Regions from separate parts of the Homo sapiens genome. Here regions 1, 2, 4 and 5 are each linked to region 3. A link is a contact called in ENCODE Hi-C data. All regions are on one chromosome and are shown on one strand. Each heading gives the region's core, a stretch centred on a gene start or an enhancer-like site at or near the end of the contact. The rest is flanking DNA. Distances are from core to core; before and after follow the strand shown. Region 1 holds the start of NEK10 (NIMA related kinase 10). Region 2 holds the start of CMC1 (C-X9-C motif containing 1). Region 3 holds the start of SGO1 (shugoshin 1). Region 4 holds the start of CHCHD4 (coiled-coil-helix-coiled-coil-helix domain containing 4). Region 5 holds the start of AZI2 (5-azacytidine induced 2).

Region 1 (3,451 bases), core at 267-2,766, 7.2 Mb after region 3:
AATGTGACATATTCTGGGAACAATCAAGATGGAACTGCTGATAGAAGGCCTAACTAAAGATTGGATTAGGGTAATGGGGAATCATTGCAGGACTTTAAGTAGGGAAGGGAAATGCCCTTATGTGCGTTTTAAAAAGATCAGTTTAGCCGGGCACGGTGGCTCACGCCTGTAATTCCAGCACTTTGGGAGGCTGAGGCGGGTGGATCACCTGAGATCAGGAGTTCGAGACCAGCCTGACCAACATGGTGAAACCCCTTCTCTACTAAAAATACAAAAATTAGCCAGGCGTAGTGGCTCGCGCCTGTAATCCCAGCTCTCTGGAGGCTGAGGCATGAGAATTGGTTGAACCCGGAAGGCGGAGGCTGCAGTGAGCTGAGATCGCTCCACTGCACTCCAGCCTGGCAGCACAGCAAGACTCCTTCTAAAAAAGGAGTCTTTTTTAGAAGGACTCCATATATATATATATACACATATATATATATCAGTTCAACAATGGTGGGGAAAAAAGTGGATTGGATAGATAGGGCCAGACTAGAATCGGAGAAGCCAGATGGGTGTTGAATTTAACCAACCGATGGTGGAAATTGAGACAGTAAAAATAGAGATGGTAATGTGGGAATTGATTCAACACCTATTAAGAAGGGATAGTCTTGATAATTGATAGAGATGCAGAGGAAGCAGCAGTAAGTGTCATGGATGTCGTCTAGAGTGTAGTTTTTGAAAGCTGAATGGATAGTGATGCCCAAAATAGGGAATCCAAGAGCAGCAGCAGACATGGGGAAGATGGCGTTCAGGGTTGCACATGTGTGGCGTTAACTTGGCAGCTGGATTTTGGGGTCTGACAGTTAGTAGAGCAGGCTAGGTTCCAGTTGGAGACTTTCTAATCATCGTCAGATAGATGGTGCCTGAGGCGAGGAAGTGGAAGGGCTCACCGAAGTAGGGCAGAAAAGCAGAGGGGCAAAGTCAAAGCAGCATCCTGTAAGGAGAAGGCAGAAAAGCGACGCTCATAGAGATGAAGAATGAACCTCCAGAGGCGTCGGAGCAGATTGGAAGAGACACATTCAGGCTCCATTTAACCAGAATAATTCCGTTATCAAAATGGAAGCGCCAAGAAGCATCGTTGATGGCGCTTTCCCACCATCCATCCGTCCAACACAAACCCACCTGCTTTGAAAAGACTGCCTCACGCAGTGACTCACTTACCCACCACAGCCGCATTCTCTACCTCTGCCTCTTGTCTAGTGAAGCTGGCTCCCGAGGCTTCGGGGCCGCTCCACAGGGACCTGAGGACGTCTCCCCGGAGACCCTGACTCAAGCTGCTCGCCGGCACAGCCGAGCACCGGCTCCCGCCTACTCACCGCGCGGGAGGGACGGTCCCTCCTTCAGGCCAATCTCCTTATCATTGTCCCTGCTGCTGTCACCTGCTGCTGCAGACCGGGGGTCCCGTCCAGTCTCAGCCCGTCCCGTCCTCCCCCCAGCCTATTCCCGGTCCCCTCAACCTCAGGGACACCGCGGCCAGCTGCACCGTTGGTTTTCCAATCAAATCCTCCTCCAGGCCACCAACCAGCGCTGGCCAGGCCAATGCCGACAATTCTTCCTCCGCCACCTGGGGCGCCTCAGCCAATCGGGAGCAGCCATGCTGCGCAGTGCAGAACGCCATAGCGACGGATGACGCCTGCCGGGGAATCGCCGTAGCAACCAGAGACGCGCTAGATCCACCACCAAGCTTGCAAGCAGAAGAGGCAGCAAGTGATGCTGAAGGCTGTGCTGCAGCCACTTCACCGGAACCTAGAGCTACCTGTGAACAGGTCTCCTACACGTTGAAGATTTTTCTGGATTTAGGGTGTCTAACCTTTGATGGGAAAGGGCAGCTTCATCTTGGAGTGTTTACTTTCAAGAATTGCTATGGGCTAAAAATCAATTCTCTTTAAAAGCAAAGATTTAATCTGATAAGGAATCAATGCAGCATGCTAAATACCTTTCATATGGCATGAAAACGTCTTCAGTTACTCAAGCCACAGGCAATGAGAATAAGGTGCCACAGCACCGTATTTTTCACAAAAAGAGTGACCTGGGATTCAAGAAACCTGTATAGTATAACTATCGCCAGTTCGTTTTGTGGCTTTGGGCAAGTCACTTCACCTTTTGTGAAAGTCTGGAGCTTCTTTAAAATTTCTGAACTGCATTAGATAACGCTTTAAAAATATACCTGACATTCTGTAACTTTAAATAAATGAAAAATGCCAATCTATTAAGTGCTTAATTTTGTGCCGGGCACGATTTCAAATTCTTTCCTTATTTCACTTAGTTATAAAATGGAGGCACAAGAAGTTTCCTAAGTAGTCCAGTATGGCAGAGCTAGTGATGGAGTCAGGGTAAAACCTACTTCGAGTCTGGTCTTAACCACGATGATGCTCCTTCGACGATTTCTTCGAGTACTGGGCCCTGTTCAACCTCATCTTGGTATCACTAAACGCTCGTGTGTGTGTCTGGTGGTTACATCTTCCCAAACTGGATTTTAAATGAATACAGTGAACCCTAACGTTTTTCTGGTGTGGATAGTAAGTAGGCCCATTGGATTAACAATACTTAAGCTTGGGTAATTGAAAGCATTTTTTAAAATGAAGACGGTCCTATTTTGGAAATGCAGAAAGGCGAGATGAAAGCCAAACTCTGGTGAGTATAGCAGAACTAATTAAACTTCAGAGATCTAAAACAATCAGGATTAATGTTACCAATAAAACAAAACAAGGTGACGGGGCAGGAAGACCGATGCTGAGTAGAAAAAGTATTCTGTACATACATTCTAAATGTTAAGCAGTCGGCCTGGCTTGGTGGCTCACACCTGTAATCCTAGCACTTTGGGAGGCCGAGGCAGGAGGACCACTTGAGGTTAGGAGTTCGAGACCAGCCTGGCCATCATGGCCAAACCCTGTTTCTACTAAAAACAGAAAAATCAGCCGGGCATGGTGGCACATGCTAGTCCCTACTACTCAGGAGGCTGAGGCACAAGAATTACTTGAACCCAGGAAGCAGAGGTGCAGTGAGCCAAGATCATGCCACTGCACTCCAGCCTGAGAGACACAGCAAGACTCTATCTCAAAAAATAAACATTAAGCAGTGAGACATGACTGCACTGAACTTCTCATCTTCACCAGAATACCAATTGTGCTTCCCATCTTTCCACTACTCAGTAAAATTAAAGTCTTAAACTAATGTTTTGGCCATCCCAGAATATTCCTGAACTTCCCTGAAAGCTGCAGCGATTAAGAGGCAAGAATGACACTGCCTCTAAAAGACACATACACTATCATCTCAAATGTTAAGGGTCCCTCTGTAAAATGACACAAAATAAAATCCCACAAGAGATCTTGCACCAAGCTTATAGCTTATATAGCAAGGCTCAAAACTATGAAAACATATTTTTCTAAGGCCTTTTTTTAAATGAAAT
Region 2 (3,886 bases), core at 407-2,906, 8.1 Mb after region 3:
GCTTAGGATAAGGCTAAAGTAAATAGTGCCTATTTAAGTGTTTTTAAAAATGTGTTGATTTAAAAACAAATGTTAAATAGTAATGTTTCAAGTAATAGCTATGGCAGAAATGGTAGAAGTGGTCCTTTAAAGTCTTTCAAATGCATTGTATGATATCACATTTATTCCTCAGAACAACCTTGTAAATTGGAAACCAAAGTCCAGAAAAATAATAGAACTTACTCAACTCACTAAGATAACAGATCAAACTTTCCTCCTTTACCATAATACCCTTTTGCATATAGAAAGATTTAGTTTAATTCTTGAATATGGGTGTCTGACCTGTGTTTTCATACTCCATCTCCTCAAAAAGATTGCTTTAGCTTTCTAAATCAAATCCTTCACCTTCAGAACAATAAAAGAGGCATACCAGAGTCATTTTGGTGTATTTCTAAGCATATTTACAAAATATACAAGGAAAAGGACCTGATTCCCTGGCTGGGTGAGTGAAACGTTAATTCTTCACCTTGGCACCTCAACCTACAGCTGTAATAAGGGCCGTTATGCCCAAATAGGCCCTTAAACGGAAGACCTGCTGAGCAGAGACCCACTTTCCCAGCCCTGCTCAACTGCCTCAGCTTTTCTGCCAACTGACCAGGCGGAAGCAGCAGCAGGGGAGGAGGGACTGCAGGTAGGTGGGGAGGGGATCATTTTGAAAGCCCTGAATCCCTTGCAGGGAAGAAGCAGCTGCTCCTTGTTTTTCTAAACATCTGTCCCATCTGTCCCAGGCCTCAGCTCACCCTTTCGTGGCTCGAGCCAGTTAAACGTGAATTTGACAAGGAAGCACTTCTGAAGGCTGGTTTGTGAGTGGAAATGAACCTAAGTGCCACCTAGAAAGTTTCTTCTATTGAGAAGAGGTGAGTAGTGGGTCTTCAGCGGGACGGCTATTACCTTCCTTCATTTTACTCTCACAAAACATACAGCTTTTACTGATAGAGGCAGGATTTGTAACATCACCCAAATCATACTGTACGTCCTGAGGATATTATTTCACAACATAGAGGTACTTCTAGAGCCCATATTTTAACGTCTAGGAGAGCCACAGTCTTTGATTTGAAGGAGAAATAACGATATTGCACACACCATATCACCTTTATGGTAGAACAAGCTGTGAACAACTAGTGCGTGTGGCGTTTATCACATTTAACAGCGTGTTGCTTTTATTTGTCTCCTCTGCCACACTGCTCCTTGAGAACAGGGACGTTATTTTTATTGTTATTTTCCCCTCGTATTCAGAACCGTGGCTGGAACTTGGCAGGCATGAAATAGACATTTATGAATGAATGAACGTTAACGAAGAAAAAAAAAGGAACTGGATGATTCATTTGGTTCTCCGAAGGCGGGTATGGGGGACGGGGCTCGGACTTTGGCCCAGTCACCGAGTGAGGCACAGTCCCAAAGTCCTGCAGGTCCGCCTCCAGTCACGGCCGACCCGGGTCTGCAACTGGTGCACAAGCCTCCTGAAGCGAGGCTGCGCGCGTCCTGCACGGTCCCGCCCCAAAGGCACGCAGACACGCCCCCTTTCCTGGTCATTCCCCCTGCGAAGTCAGTTCCACTCTAGTTACAGGATTGGGGCGGGGCCAGAAAGGCGCAGGCGCAACGGGCGGCGGAAGTAGGAGCCTGGGAAGGAAGAGGGAACGGGTCCTGGCGGTGCTTTGCAAAGGGCCCGTGTTTCTGTTGCGGGAAGCTCCCGGGGGTCGCACGTGCGTCCGAGCCCAAGCCCCTCCCCTCCACTCCCCTTCCTGCGTGCCCCGGAGCCGCCAAGCGGCTACGTTCTTCTCGGCCCGCCGAGATGGCGCTCGACCCCGCAGGTACCGGGGCGGGAAGCGGGGTTTGCCGAGGGGCCTCGCCCCGGGTCTCACGCCGCGGGCCATGCGGGCTGGATGCCGACCTGGGAAAGGTGCAGAGCTCTGGGTAGCATTGCTTCCACCAGCGTCTCCTCATACCCGGCGGCTGCTTCGCCCGGTCTGAGGTCATCTTCTCACTTGTTGGGGATTATGGTTATCTGAGGTTGCGTTTGTTGTCTAAAGTATCATCCATTGTGGTTTCCAACTTAACGCGACTAGTCTCTTCATTGTCACCCTCTTTTCGCCCCTTAAGGTCACAGATGCATTTAATGTATGCTGCAGACACTCTGGCCCCAGAAAAATTTGTATATTTGTTCTGGCGCACAGTTTTACATTTCTGTTTGGGAGTTCATGGACCCCGAGTTCATCCTTGTAACCCAACTTAAAAACATATTTCAAAGGATCCATCACTATGGCAGGAGTCAGTTTCTTTGGAAAGGATCTTCAAAATCTTGAATGTTGTTTTAATCTCTTTGCTTCCAGCCACTTCCGTTTGCAGCAATAGTTAACTTACCCTCGAATTCCCGTCCTTGTGGAAGGTCACCTGCAGTATCTTTGCGTTAGGCTATTTTTGCAAGGGAATAGATAACATTTTTGGAGGGAATGGTAGTTGGTCTAGTCCATTTCTTTCATTTTATGGATACAAAAAGTCAAAACATTGAGAGGTAAATGGCGTCAAACTTGGGAGATTCAGAAATGGAAAATGCTCTTTCGGAGCCTTCAAGGAGCATGGAAAATATATGTAGCACAGAAATAATGTTTTAATTGAACATGTTATTACCATGCTAAGTGTTCTCTATTATCCAACAATAATATGTGGTATGGTAGGTCCTTTTAGCTCCATTTTACAGATTAGGAAACTGAGGCGAAGAGAAGTTAAGTGACTAGTCCAGCAGGTAGTGGTAGATCAGGGAGTACTCTAATTTGAAGCATAGAGGAGTTCTGGAACATAATGATCATATTCATTTTGGACTAGGTGGTTATGAAGCAGTTAGCAGTTGATCTGGGCTTTGAGGGATGGAATTTCCAGTGGTTGGAGCTGGAGAAGAGGCAGCCCTATGAGCAAAGGTTTAGATAGTAAGGTGCACTGTGCGATGCTTGGTTTCAGGATGACTACCATGATTTGGTTCTTGAGGGTAGAAGGGGTAGAGTATAAGTGAGGGGTGAGTAAGGAAGGTTCAAGTTTAGGCCCATATAATTTATGGTATCTTTTTTTTTTATTTTACTGAAACGGAGTCTCACTGTCGCCCAGGCTGGAGTGCAGTGGCGCTATCTCGGCTCACTGTAGCCTCCGCCTACTGGGTTCAAGCAATTCTCCCACCGCAGCCTCCTGAGTAGCTGGGATTACGGGCGCCCGCCACCACGGCCGGCTAATTTTTGTATTTTTAGTAGAGATGAGGTTTCGCCGTGTTCGCCATGCTGGTCTGGAACTCCTGACCTCAAGTGATCTGCCTGACTTGGCCTCCCAAAGTGCTGGGATTACAGGTGTGAGCCACCGCACCCAGCCTAATTATGGTACTTCTGAACTTGAAGTGACCTTTAAAGTAATCTCATACGGATGAGGAGACTGAGAATGAGAGAGGTTAAAGATTTCCATATATCTACACTTTTTGAATTTAGACAAGGAAATTTGGGAAAAAAGTCTTCATACTTGCTCTCTTCACTTGCTTACCTTCCAGTTACTCATAAGCCACTCCAATCTTGTGTTGTACCCAAGGCCACACAGCTAGTTGCTGGTAGAGTCAAGTCTGGTTAGAACCTAGGTAATTTCATTTCCAGTCCAGTGCTGTAGACCATGCCACCTTTTGAGTATTGATTAAACAAAGACTTGTTGAGTGTCTGGTATATGTCCCATATTGTTCTGGACCCTAGGGAACAGTAGTACATAGGACAAACAAAATTCCTGCTCCCAATAAAGCTTATCTAGTGGTAGAAAAAACAATTAACACCCCCTTTTCCCCCTACACAGACACGTGCGTGGGCACACACACATACACACA
Region 3 (3,897 bases), core at 457-2,956:
ATCAGATTAGGTCATTCAACTATTTTTCCATACTCTTTAAACGCAATTATCACTTATGATATGCACACAGTCTCAAGAAAGTCAAGGTACTCCTTAGAGGTTTAAACTATGTAGCACTACATACAATTTTAATAGGCTATTGTAACAAGTACAGAGCTAGAGCAGGAACTTGGGCAGAGGAACACTCTAGTATTCTCAAACTGTGGCTAAAAGTTAGGGCTGTTAACTCCCAGTAAATTATGAACATAACAAATCAGACATTAAATATTGTTGTACATACAGTTAAACGTTGAGTATTAAATACATAACTATACTTAATCTTTCAACGTTGCAAATCAGGTAGGCTTTAGCATGCTACTAAACATGTCAAACCACTTTTCACAAACATCTTTTACGCTAGATTGCACTTTGCAGATCTTAAAATTGCAAAAAAAAAAGACTTGTTTCCAATAACAATCTATGCACAGAATTTTCACTACAAAGGATATCTTCATCTCCTCTACGATAGTCAAATATTTTCCTAAACCTTACACTTAATCTTGAGTATTTCCTCCAGGCCTTATTTTCCTCTATGCAGTGTCTGGAATCTTAAATATAGGTATTGTAGATACCACTTAAGAACTTTCTTTCTACCAAGGTATATACAATATGTACTGGGAGGTTCCTAGCAGAGATAGGGTAGCTATTTTTAAAAGCACGAACGGTAAAGGGGTTGTTTTACACAATTAAGTTAGAATTGGAGATGTTTGAGAGTCATACAGATTAAGTAACGGATCTAGTTTAGTTAAGGTATTTTAAAGGCAAAGCCTTACCTAAAAAGCTTTCGTTATTACTTTTAATCAAGTTAAAAATCACAAAAGAAACTTGCCATATCAAAAGTTTTATATCCTGTCTAAATAAGGCGATGGTTATTAGCAGGGGGTGTGGTAGACAGAAGGGATGAAAGCAAAGACAGACCACAGCGCGAGATGACGGTCTCAATCTGTACAGTACTCGTGTAAGCGCTCTGGATTTAAAGAACCTAGCATATTTGATCTCCGTCCATAATTCTCCAATTAGTCCTGCTGCGAAGACAGCCAGGTAGGATACTAGTCAGTGCCGGCCTCTCCAGGGTAAGTGAGGAAGAGAATGGCCTGGACAAGGAGGACGTCAACGGTATCACGCTGCACAAAGAACTGCTGTCAATTTTCTTGTGTCCTTACGTTGAGCCAGGCTTTTAGCTATTGTAAAAGCTTTATTTGCACATCACTTAATCTACACAATTTTGCAAAGTAGGAAATTAGGGTCTCCATGGAAGCCGGAACATCTGAAAGCGCAGATCGAGTGGCTGAACGGCGAAAAGCGCGGCGAGTGGGACTCCACGGCCCGAGCTTTCGGCCACCGAATTTAGAATGATACTGAAAACCGAAGGGAAGTCAAACAGGGATCACTACGCCCTTGTTTCGCACCTTAAAACCTACTTCTTCCTCTTTCAGGGACTCCAGGAAGGCCGGGGGGAGGTGGGGCTGGCGGAAGTGGACGCGGCGACCCTCCTGCCGCAGGCGCGTCCAGAACGATACCTTGGCCACTACTTCTGCAACAGCTATCTTCCTCCTCCTCACATTTCAAGGCTCTTCGAAGCTCTCCAGCCACGGCTAGCCCCGCGCACTGGGCCCTCCAGGACCGTACCACCGTCCGCCGTCGCCTGGAACTACCGCCGCCACATTCGAAATTTTCCGCCTCGCTCCTCCATTGGTTGGCTGGGAGGCGGTCACGTGGCGCAGGATGCACCCAACACCACCGTCGCAGGCAGAGTCCCGCCCCGCCAGGCGACGTCACGTGACGCACATTCGCTCAAGTCCACATCCGGGCATCCACCTGGCCCTGGGGCGGAGCCTGCGGTCGGGTCTCGGCGACCCGCCGGGACTTTCTAATCAGAGTCGTGGGGATTTTACGGGTGGAGTTACTCCGAAACCTTTAAGGCCGAGTGTGATAGGTAGTTCAAAGCTTCCTGTTTCTTCAGTCTGACAGCTTCAAATGTCCCGGGTTGTGCTCAAAGCCTCCCTCTTGTGAGAAGAATCTCTTTGGTTGCCTGTTAAAGCGGTCAGCCAGCTTGCAACACGGAAGCAGCTTTTAGAGGAATTAAAACCAAAACAAGGAGCAAATTCTGGATTAAAAAGGTATTAGGGAAACTGCAGATACCTGAAAATTCTAGCTCCATGTTTCTCTTTGCCGGCTATCTCTGGCTCTTTAACTCTTCTCGAGAAATGGCACCAACATCCATCCAGTTACCGACTAGAAGCCTGAGAAATCGTCCTTAATGATTATTTATCCTCTCTTAACCTTTGCCCGTCCAGTCGGTCACACGATCTTCTCAACTCTGCTTTCCAAGTTTCTCTCATGCCCATCTTTTTCCCCCCAATCCAGCTTCCAGCCTAATCTCATTCCCTAAATTGCACTAGTACCCACTCTGACCGCAGACTCCACTCCCTATATTCTTCATAGATTAATATTTTTACAAAACAAGTATCAAATAGGAAACTTTACAATGGCTCCCTATTGCATTTAAGGTGAATTTCAAACTCCTTTAAGATATTTTGTCCTTAAAGAGCCCCATGATTCCTGGTTCCATCACTTGTACATTTTCTTTAATTTTCTTAAAATTCTTGCCACTTTTGCCAATGCTGTTCTGTCAAGAACACTCTTTCCCTTGGCCGAACTTACTCCTATGTATACTGAAGTTTCACTGTACAGATGAATTCTTCCAGAAAGACTTATCTACCCCTAAAGCCCCTGAGTGTCTGCTTTACACTTTCTTAGTGCCCTGCATTTTCCCCTTGGTATTCCTTGTGACACTGACTTGTCGTTCATTGCCTGTTTCTTGAAGTTGAATAAGGGCAGGAACTACATCTGCTTTGTTCATAGCTAAATTGTCAGCATCTCGTTGCAATTTGAAGTAAGTAGTAAATATTCACTGGGACAATAAAGGAACAAATAAATGAAAACGAAACAAATGTTTTGAATCTAGGCATTCTTTATGAAGGTGTGTTGTTGTTTTTTAAAGGTAGCTAACACATGCTTGCTCTAGTCTGGGTACCCATCCTGGCTTGAGTGGAAGAGGCTGAAACACCCTTCTCCAGCCAACAACTCCCTCGTTTTCCAAGTTAACCAGACCAACTCCATTAACCCTCAGTTTACTGCCACTGGGCAATGTGGCTTATATGTGTAGAAGCATCAAGAAGGAATGGGCAGAGAGGTTTTTTGTTGTTTGAGGTCAGAAAATTATGAAGTGGAACATGAGAGCAGAGAATAGGGCCAGCTTCATGAGCAGGCAACCGGTGCTTAGAAGGGCTGTACATTTGGTTTAATGCTCTGCTGTTGCCGTCTTGAAATGCTTAGGAGTTTATATTTGAACTTATGTTTTGTAAGTGATGTCTGATGAGACAATGGAGCAATCTTGTGAGCAGATGTGATTCATGCAATGTGTGTGTCTGTCACTGTTTCTTGCCCCATGTCATACAATGTTCAGGATGCGCACTAAATGGCCTCCATGAACCACTTATTTTGTAGTTAGGGACCTAAGTACAAAGTGCTCAGAAGGGCTCACCCTTGCCCTCTTGAAATTATTATTATTTTCTTTGAGACGGAGTTTTGCTGTGTCTCCCAGGTTGGAGTGCAGTGACATCATCTTAGCTCACTGCAACCTCTGCCTCCCAGGTTCAAGCAGTTCTCCTGCCTCAGCCTCCCAGGTAGCTGGGATTACAGGGACCCACCACTACGCCCCCTAATTTTTGTATTTTTTTGTAGAGACAGAGTTTTGCCATGTTGCCTAGGCTGGTCTCAAACTCCTGAGCTCAAGTGATCTGTCTGCCTCAGCCTTCCAAACTGGGATTACAGGCTAAGCCATCATGCCCAACC
Region 4 (3,803 bases), core at 1,304-3,803, 6.1 Mb before region 3:
TTCCACCATGCCAGGAGGGCAGAGAATGTGTCACCTTGCTCACCACTATATGCCCAATGGCTGGCACATCACGTGTGCTCTATAATTGTTGACTGAACAGGAGTTGGCAGGCTCTGCATTAGAAAGAGGAAACTAAGAAAGAAACACTATGGTGCTGACACAGGAGAAGTGTGGCTAGCCCAAGGCCCAGGTGCGAGGCTGAGAGCCCTTGAATGCCAAACCAACGAGTTTAACCTGAAGGCTGGGTAGCAGGTGGACCCCTGAAATAAACTTGTACAGGCAAGTGATTCACTCAGAACAGAGGGCAGGTAAATGCATGATTCAATAAAGATGTGGGCACCCATTGTACACCAAGCCCTGTGCTAGATGCTGGGGATTCCACAGCCCATCTGATGCTCTCAGCTTAGTGCGAGAAGACAGGCAGGAAGTAAGATGGCAAAAAATAAAAAAGGTCATTTCAGACAGTTCAGGATGTGAAAGACACAAAGGGTCAGGAGGTGATATTGGAGCTAAATGTTAAAGGATGAGGAGTCAGCCACGGAAGAGCTGAAGGCAGGATATACCAAACCAAGGGAATAGCCAAGAGGCTAGAGGCTGGGCAGCAAAAGGGTGGGAAGAGACCAGGCTGGAAAGGCAGACAGGGCCAGATCACATAAGCTCTGATACAGTAAGCAGTTTGGGATCATTTTTTAAAAATCCTATGGGAAGCATAAAGGATCAGTGGGGGGCGGAGGGGGGGAAGTTAGGGACTTCTTACGGGGACAGTGGTATGCACAAGATAAATACTAAGGAAGGCCTATAAGTGAGTGCTTTCAATTCTCACTCCTCTCCGAACTAAGAGAGATCTTTGAAGCAGGAAAAGATAGGGCTCCATGTTTTGGAGGCAGATGGACCTAGCCTCCCCTTTCCAGAGAAAACTGCCTCCTGTAAATCCTCAAAGAGGAGGGTCTTGTTTATCAGCACAGCCTCATTATACCCAAAGGCTCAAAAATTATTTGCTAAATGAAGTAAATTAGAGAAAGACTCGAAATTAAAAACAAGAGTGGTGAGGGCAGAGGACTTTTGCTTATGGCACACATTAAGTAGTAATCAGCGGAAATATAATAGTACTCATTAAAGAGTGAGTCTTATGGCTTTACGACCCAGAGGAGGAGAGGTTCTAGAAGCAGACAGCGCCACCAGGGAAAAGGCTCAGAATTTTAGGCTGAGCTAGTCTCCTAACTGGATGTGTAACTACAGGTAGGCCACCTCCTTCTCTGGGCTTCAGATTGCTTGAATTAACTGACGGAGCTGGAGTATTCACCAAAGAATTTCTGGGGGACTTCCAACTCTCTCTGTAGTTTTATAACCATCCATCCCCCTTCTCTGGCGCAGAGAAGGTGCTTCATGAGTATTTGCCGTATCAATGAAGCCCAACATCTCATTTTACAACACTGGATACCAGGGCCTGGAGGGGTTAGGTGGGAGCTCAGGGCCAAGGAGCCAGTTTGTGGCAGTGTGTGGGGAGGCCCTCCGACCTGTGGCTCGGGTACTTCTGAGCTCTTGGGTAGAGTAACATCAAGGAAGCAGTAGGTGGTCGGAGCTCAACTTTGGGGTGGGAGGTAGGCAGGGTTCTCCCTGCAATCCACTGGGCACTAGATTGGATAAGGCTCTTCTGGGGTCACAATGCCCAGGCTCAAACCCCAGCTCCACGATTTGCTGGCTGAGTGGCTTTAGCCATGTCTCCTGTGTCTAACTTTACTCTTCAGTAAAATGTGACCAACAACAGAGCCTGACTTACAAAGGTCGCAGCGAGATCTGTGAGACAAGCCAGGCAAGTTTCCTTGAACAGTGCCTGACAGGTAGCAGGGGGCTCAAAAACATTCCCGTTAGTGGAACTCCTAGCACTCCAGCACAGCACACGCTACCCCGAGTGGCAACTTTTCGGGACGCGCCTTTTAAAGGCGCGTGCAAAATGTAAACACGTGGGGTATGGCAGGAGCGGTAGTGATAATTAACCACCATACATTCCCAGTTTCGAGCCACACGCAACGTGCTCGGCACTTCCCGTGCCCCAACCGGACCTAGTTTACGACTTCCTACGCACAGGCCCCTCTGAGGTCAGGGTTCGGGCTTCACTGTGACCTTGGACCAGCCCCGTTCCCCCCAGAGCTTCGGTTTTCTCATCCGCAAAACAGGAGTAGCGACCCCCCAGCCGGCCCGCCTCCGAGTGTCCCAGGGTGGGCACCTGGGCCGCGCCTCAGGTGGCCCGCGCCCGGCGTGGTCGCGGGGCGCCGGGGCCCGCGTGTCTCCCGCAGGCCCTCGTAGGCCGGTCTCCGTGGCAGCCCGCCCTCCCTACCTTCCTGCCGGCAATAGGACATGGCTGCAGCCCGTCCCTGAGACCTTGCAGAAGCGGCGGTGGCGGCAGCTGCACCTTTACGCCGTGACCTCCCTCTCCTCTGGCAGGGCGGGCTCCTCCGAAGCCCGCGCGGACCCGCCCCCTCCCAGGCCTGCCCGCCGCGCGCCTGCCTCGGCGCCCTCGCAACCGCGGCCAGGCCAACCTCAGCCGGAAACTACATTTCCCAGCAGGTCGCGCGCTCCTCGACAGCTCTCCAGGCAGTAGAAACTACATTTCCCCGAAAGCTTTGCAGTGCGCAGGCGCATCAATGAGGTACTGCAATGTCCCGGACCGTATAGTTTCCAGGACGTCTCGCCGCGCGCATGCGCAGAAACACTGGGCACAGGGGGAGGTAACTGCAGTAAGTCCCGCTTGGCCCTGGAGTCCACGCGGATTTTCGAAGCTGGGGCTGGCAAGAGGCCGCTGGACACCACGCTCCAGTCGTCAGCCCACTTCCTAGCTGAACAGCGCGAGGCGGCGGCAGCGAGCCGGGTCCCACCATGGCCGCGAATGTGAGTATCCCCGGGCCAGCCGGGCCACACCCAGGCTTCCCCGTCGCCCTGGGGCTTTTCCCCGGGGTCCTCTAGGTCCATTTCGCCGCCTGGAGCTCCTCCGTGCGGCTAGGCCCGCATCTCCCTCTGCTCGCCGTGTCTGTGCCTTCGCCAGCTCATCCCTCTGCTCATCTCGCGGCCTGTCCAGGCTTCTTTTGTCCGTGTTCCTTGGCTCGCCTCGTCCTCGGCGTTCGTGCGGAGGCGGACTCGGAGGTGTTGCTCCCGTACTGGGATCTGCTTGTACGCCTCTCCGCGGCCCCTCCTTGCATTCCCAGTTCCCTCCTGTACCTTGGGGCCCTGAAACTTGCGCATTATGAGAGCTGGACGCGACCTCAGAGAGGGCGCCAGTCCCTTGGGAGGGAGGAAGGCGATCCAGCCCAAGTGGAGCTGTCCAGCAATGGACAGACAGGGCTGTCCAGGCGGGCAGAGAGCTCTCCGCCCTAGGGAGTCTCTGTAAACCGAGTCTGTGATGCTCCAAAAAGCTTAGGCTGGGCTGGGAGCGAAGGAGTTGGGGGAGAGGGAGCATTTCTCTACTGTCGGGGCCCCTCCTCCCCCTAGCAAGGATTTGGTTGGAGGAGGCCTGGCTGAGGGCTGTTCCCTCAAGGCCTCTTCTCCCTGCAACTAGCCTTTCTCGGGAAACTATTTAAGCCCAACATTCATTCAACAAGCAGCGCCTCCTACCAGGGCGCTGGGTGTGGGAGAAGCTGGTGACTCACCTCTCCCCTCCTCTGTGAAAGTGCTTCTAGGGCCCGCTTAGGAGCCCAGCCAGCCCCAGACACACCCTCCCTCCTGCTTTGGTAGAGTGTCCTAGCAGCTCTCCCCTTGCCTGTCACACCCTATTTCCAGACACCGCCTCTGTCCCCAAGCGTCCTCTC
Region 5 (3,752 bases), core at 301-2,800, 8.2 Mb after region 3:
AATTAATAGTAGCCAAGCGTTTATGGTATACCAAGCAGTGTGCTTCACCTTTTGGAGAAACTATCTCATTTGTTCTTCATAAGCATTCAGTAAATCTATGTAATACCTCTGAGGTTGTAAAGAATCTCCTCAGATTACAGGTGGAGAAATTGAGACATGAAAACATTAGAAAGTAGGGGAGCCAGAAATGAAAATCAGGCAGCTGACTCCAGAGCCAGCATAACTCTTAGAAACTATGCTTTGGTGCCTTAGAGTATGTATTACACCCATTTCAGAGATAAGGAAAATGAAGAAAAAGTTTAGCCTCTTACCCATTGTCAAGTAAATGGAAAAATCAGCATTCAGATACTGGTGTTCTGACCTAATCCAGTGTCATTTCCCATTATGTTATGCTGTCTCTTTAATATTAAAACCTTCTACTTGCGTAAGATGTCTGGCTTACAAACAATATCACATTAAAATTTGGAAATATCCTGTAAAGGATGCACTGTTCTCAATTTACAGATGATGAAATGATCACAAGATTGGGCAATGAGATATGGCGTTTTTAGAGAAATGAAATTCTGCCTTGAGATCTTGCTCAATCCAATTTGAAATTCCAATCTAAAAACCAAAATGTCTTCTACACATAAGGCGCAAGGGTCAATTTTAATTCTGGTACGTCTGTCTTTGATCACCTTAGCAAATTTCCATCACCTCTTGGAGCAACTGATGGTTTGATTTGTACTAGAGTTTTCGTGGGTATTTTATCTCGCTTTCGAGTATTGGGGTTTCTTTTGTGTAGAGGGTGTCAGCCTACCTTGCACGTAGTAGTAGTTACTCAACAAACAGCCGAAGGCTGGAATGAATACCGTATACAGGTTAGACATTGGAGAAACGACGAATACCTGTTAGCCCTCGATCAAGTGCAGGGGGTCGATATTCACCACTCAGATGCCCCAGGGAGTACCGTCCTAGCCAATGTCCCTCTTTTCTTTCCGATAATTTGTATCGGAAAGAAGCATTTAGCAGTCTCAATGAATGAAAAAAAACTGAAGGCGCCCCAGTAAGAGTACGAAAAGAAAAGGAGTAATTAGAGAAGTGAATGACCAAGAAGGGCCTGGACAGCTGGGGGTGAGGGTGACAGGGGAAAGGGTGTGGACAGCTGGGTGTGGGGGTGACTGGGGAAAGGGATGCCCAGGAGTGGGCCGCTCCCTAGTCAAAGGAGGGGGCGCGGGAGGGAGTGAGAAAAAAATGACGTGTCTTTTTGGACCGGCAACAGCTACGGAGGTTGGCCGCGGCATTGCCCGCATCCCTATCCTCCACCCGTCCCTGGCGAGTCACTCACCCAGAAGCCAGGCTACGTAGGGCCGCCCCCAAGGCCGCCGAGTTTCGATTCCTTAGTGTTTGGAAACGGACCGAAAACAAACCGGGTCGCCAGGGGTCACCACGGGCTTCCGGTTTCTTCGAAGACACCGCCGCTTCCACAGCGAAGGGAGCTGCTCCGGGCACGTCGCGGAGGGAGTCCCATTTCTTCTGACTCGGCAGGAGCCCGGGACGTTCTGGAAGGAGGGACGAGCCGAGGCAGGAGGGGCCGGGCCGACGCGAGAGAAGGCCCGTTACCCAGCAATACGCGCGCGAGACCCAGGCCCGCCGTCGGGACCAGCACGGGCCGGAGGGAGGGGAAGCACTCCGGAAAGTGATTGGAAGTGTGGATGAGCTCTCAGCCGGAAAAGGGGCTGCCGCTGTCCGCGGGCTCGGCGCCAGGGACGCGCGAGGAAACCGGAAGTCAGGCCCGAGGGAGCTGGGAGGGCGTTAGCGAAGCCAGGTTCGGTCGTGGGGGTGGGGAAGTGCAGGAGTGGCGCGCGGCGTACTACATGTCCCGTGAGCCTCCGCGGCGGGACGGGGCGGGGCCGCGGGACGCCAGGAGGCGGAGGCGGAGTGGAGTTAGGTAAGAGCGTTACCAGCCGTCTTGTCTGTTGGGCCGAGGTCCCCCTTCAGGGGCGCCCTCTGGTGCGTCTTTTTCACTCAGTGTCCTTTTGGGGGGTCCCCGGGCCGTGTGGTGCGTGCTGGCTCGGCTCAGTAGCGCTGTTACAGGCTTACGAGCTGACGTGGCTGGGAACTGGGAAGTCTGTTAGAAGCCGTTCCTCTGTAGCCTCTGTTTTCTAAACTACTTGCAAGCCCTCAGGCGATCACTTGAGGCACAAGCTCGACGAATTGCGTAGGGGTCTGTAATTATTCACAAACGACACCACGACTTCTAGCACACTGCTCAATTTATGGAATGAGAGACAGGGAGAAGATGCCAGAGTACTGGAGTTGCGCCCGGCTTCCCTGGAGTTGCCACCACCTTGGTTATTTCTAGATGATAGACCGTCCCTAGCTGTGGAGTCACAAGTAGTTGAATTAATTAGTCATTGAAGGTCGCAGCCAGGTGGAACCCCTGTAACTCTAAGGTATTATTGGTTAAATAAACAAATAAACAAGGAACAATAATTATAGAAAATTTAACGTCACTAACCGCCGATTAGCAATACGGACATTACTCACCACCCCCTTAAAGTAGTATTTTGTCATCTGTCCGCTTAACTATCAGCCCAACTGTCAGCCCAATAGGATGGATTTCACTCAAGGGTTTATATGAAAATTCGTTTTTATTGTTGTTGGTTTTTTTATTGTCTTTTTTGGTTTAGATTTAAGTGAAAATTTATAGCTGTTAGGAACAAAGACCACAAGTTGAAGTTTTATGACATTTCTAAAAATACTTAGAAATCTGTGTTAATGTTATCGTTGAGAAAGGAAACGATTTGCTTCAATTTACTGGGCTGGAGAATGGAAGAGAGCAGTGTTTTTAATATTTTGAGCAAGTATCAGTCCTTAAATTTTTTTATTGCTTCCATGATGCATTTTGAGAATTTTCAATTTAAAACAACCATTAGGTGTATGTTTTTACAAGTAGAGTTTTGAAGAATGCTAGCAAAATTGGTTGAGGCATCACAAGTTATTAGAAATAAAGTGGTAACCTGGTTTTTAATTTGAAGGTGTAGAAATATTTTTGAATCTTCGTTCACAATTTAAAATAATTTAAGAATTGTTGAAAAGGCAGGGGACATCATTTTTATCTTTTCTTTCTGAGTAAGTAAAGATAAAATGTCATAAATCAGTATTTTGAAGTTTATCTGGTGAGAGAGTCAATTTTTGTTTCACAGTGCACACTACACAGTGGGTTTATTAACATATAATGGGTTTATTAAGAAATGTATTTGCTTAACCAGGATGTACAAATTTTATTATTTTAGTCAAGTAAAACATCTTAGTTTTTCTTTTTGGGTTGTAGAACCCCTGCTAGATTATGACAAAATATAATCCGTATAGTCATTGGATTTAGCTGCAAATGGTCACTTTCCACCCTGTATCTGCTTCAATTAACTTTCTCAAATAAAATAAATTGTTAGAGAAAACTTGTTACACAGTTCATATATAATCATGTATTAAAGGTTTATTATCAGGGAAAGACCTCTGATAAGTTAATTAAAAGATACAGTCTTGATAAGGACATTTTATAGGAAAAGAGAATGGTTAGATAATTGTTAAGCTCTAAGAAAGAAAAGAATTTAGGGGTCCTGAATGATAATCTTAACTGATAGCCAACTAGTTCAGTGAGTGGTTGGTTTTCCAGAGCATCTTGATTCCATTGAAATTTATTGGAACTTTGCTTAGGGATTTTTTTCAGGAATTTTCATATTTTCCCAAGAGGGAGTTGTGAATTACAT

What was found. Hi-C counts contacts between places; a loop is a spot of excess contacts on that map. Pooled maps may share reads with other maps.
Region 1: a loop to region 3 is called in a pooled map, with 11 times the contacts of the local background. The contact joins the promoter of NEK10 here to the promoter of SGO1 in region 3. A Hi-C loop is called at or near these places in 6 of 50 pooled maps.
Region 2: a loop to region 3 is called in a pooled map, with 10 times the contacts of the local background. The contact joins the promoter of CMC1 here to the promoter of SGO1 in region 3. A Hi-C loop is called at or near these places in 6 of 50 pooled maps.
Region 4: a pooled map shows a loop between it and region 3 (19-fold over the local background). The contact joins the promoter of CHCHD4 here to the promoter of SGO1 in region 3. A Hi-C loop is called at or near these places in 5 of 50 pooled maps.
Region 5: a loop to region 3 is called in a map of CD8-positive, alpha-beta T cell, with 10 times the contacts of the local background. The contact joins the promoter of AZI2 here to the promoter of SGO1 in region 3. A Hi-C loop is called at or near these places in 3 of 168 maps with a recorded cell type or tissue (CD4-positive, alpha-beta memory T cell, CD8-positive, alpha-beta T cell and naive thymus-derived CD4-positive, alpha-beta T cell), 1 of 37 single-sample maps with no recorded cell type and 11 of 50 pooled maps.

What each region holds. Positions count from the first base shown.
Region 1 is chr3:27,367,867-27,371,317 of GRCh38, forward strand. NEK10 (NIMA related kinase 10) reads right to left here and starts at 1,517. Exons shown (of 36, transcript NM_001394966.1): 1 at 1,359-1,517. RefSeq lists an enhancer at 775-1,275.
Region 2 is chr3:28,239,963-28,243,848 of GRCh38, forward strand. It overlaps CMC1 (C-X9-C motif containing 1), which reads left to right and starts at 1,657. Exons shown (of 4, transcript NM_182523.2): 1 at 1,657-1,850. The coding sequence starts at 1,832. RefSeq lists a silencer at 1,870-1,949.
Region 3 is chr3:20,184,500-20,188,396 of GRCh38, forward strand. It overlaps SGO1 (shugoshin 1), which reads right to left and starts at 1,707. Exons shown (of 8, transcript NM_001199251.3): 1 at 1,449-1,707. SGO1-AS1 (SGO1 antisense RNA 1) reads left to right here. Exons shown (of 4, transcript NR_132785.1): 4 at 1,476-1,616. RefSeq lists enhancers at 1,425-2,104, 2,125-2,184.
Region 4 is chr3:14,122,317-14,126,119 of GRCh38, forward strand. CHCHD4 (coiled-coil-helix-coiled-coil-helix domain containing 4) reads right to left here and starts at 2,554. Exons shown (of 3, transcript NM_001098502.2): 1 at 2,339-2,554. The coding sequence starts at 2,360. It overlaps TMEM43 (transmembrane protein 43), which reads left to right and starts at 2,736. Exons shown (of 12, transcript NM_024334.3): 1 at 2,736-2,889. The coding sequence starts at 2,878. RefSeq lists enhancers at 1,311-1,410, 2,179-2,913, 2,781-2,980, 2,914-3,648, 3,081-3,370 and 1 more and silencers at 1,971-2,020, 2,031-2,590.
Region 5 is chr3:28,347,274-28,351,025 of GRCh38, forward strand. AZI2 (5-azacytidine induced 2) reads right to left here and starts at 1,551. Exons shown (of 8, transcript NM_022461.5): 1 at 1,328-1,551. ZCWPW2 (zinc finger CW-type and PWWP domain containing 2) reads left to right here and starts at 1,448. Exons shown (of 10, transcript NM_001040432.4): 1 at 1,448-1,930. RefSeq lists enhancers at 1,418-1,477, 1,665-2,645, 1,745-2,039, 2,078-2,157.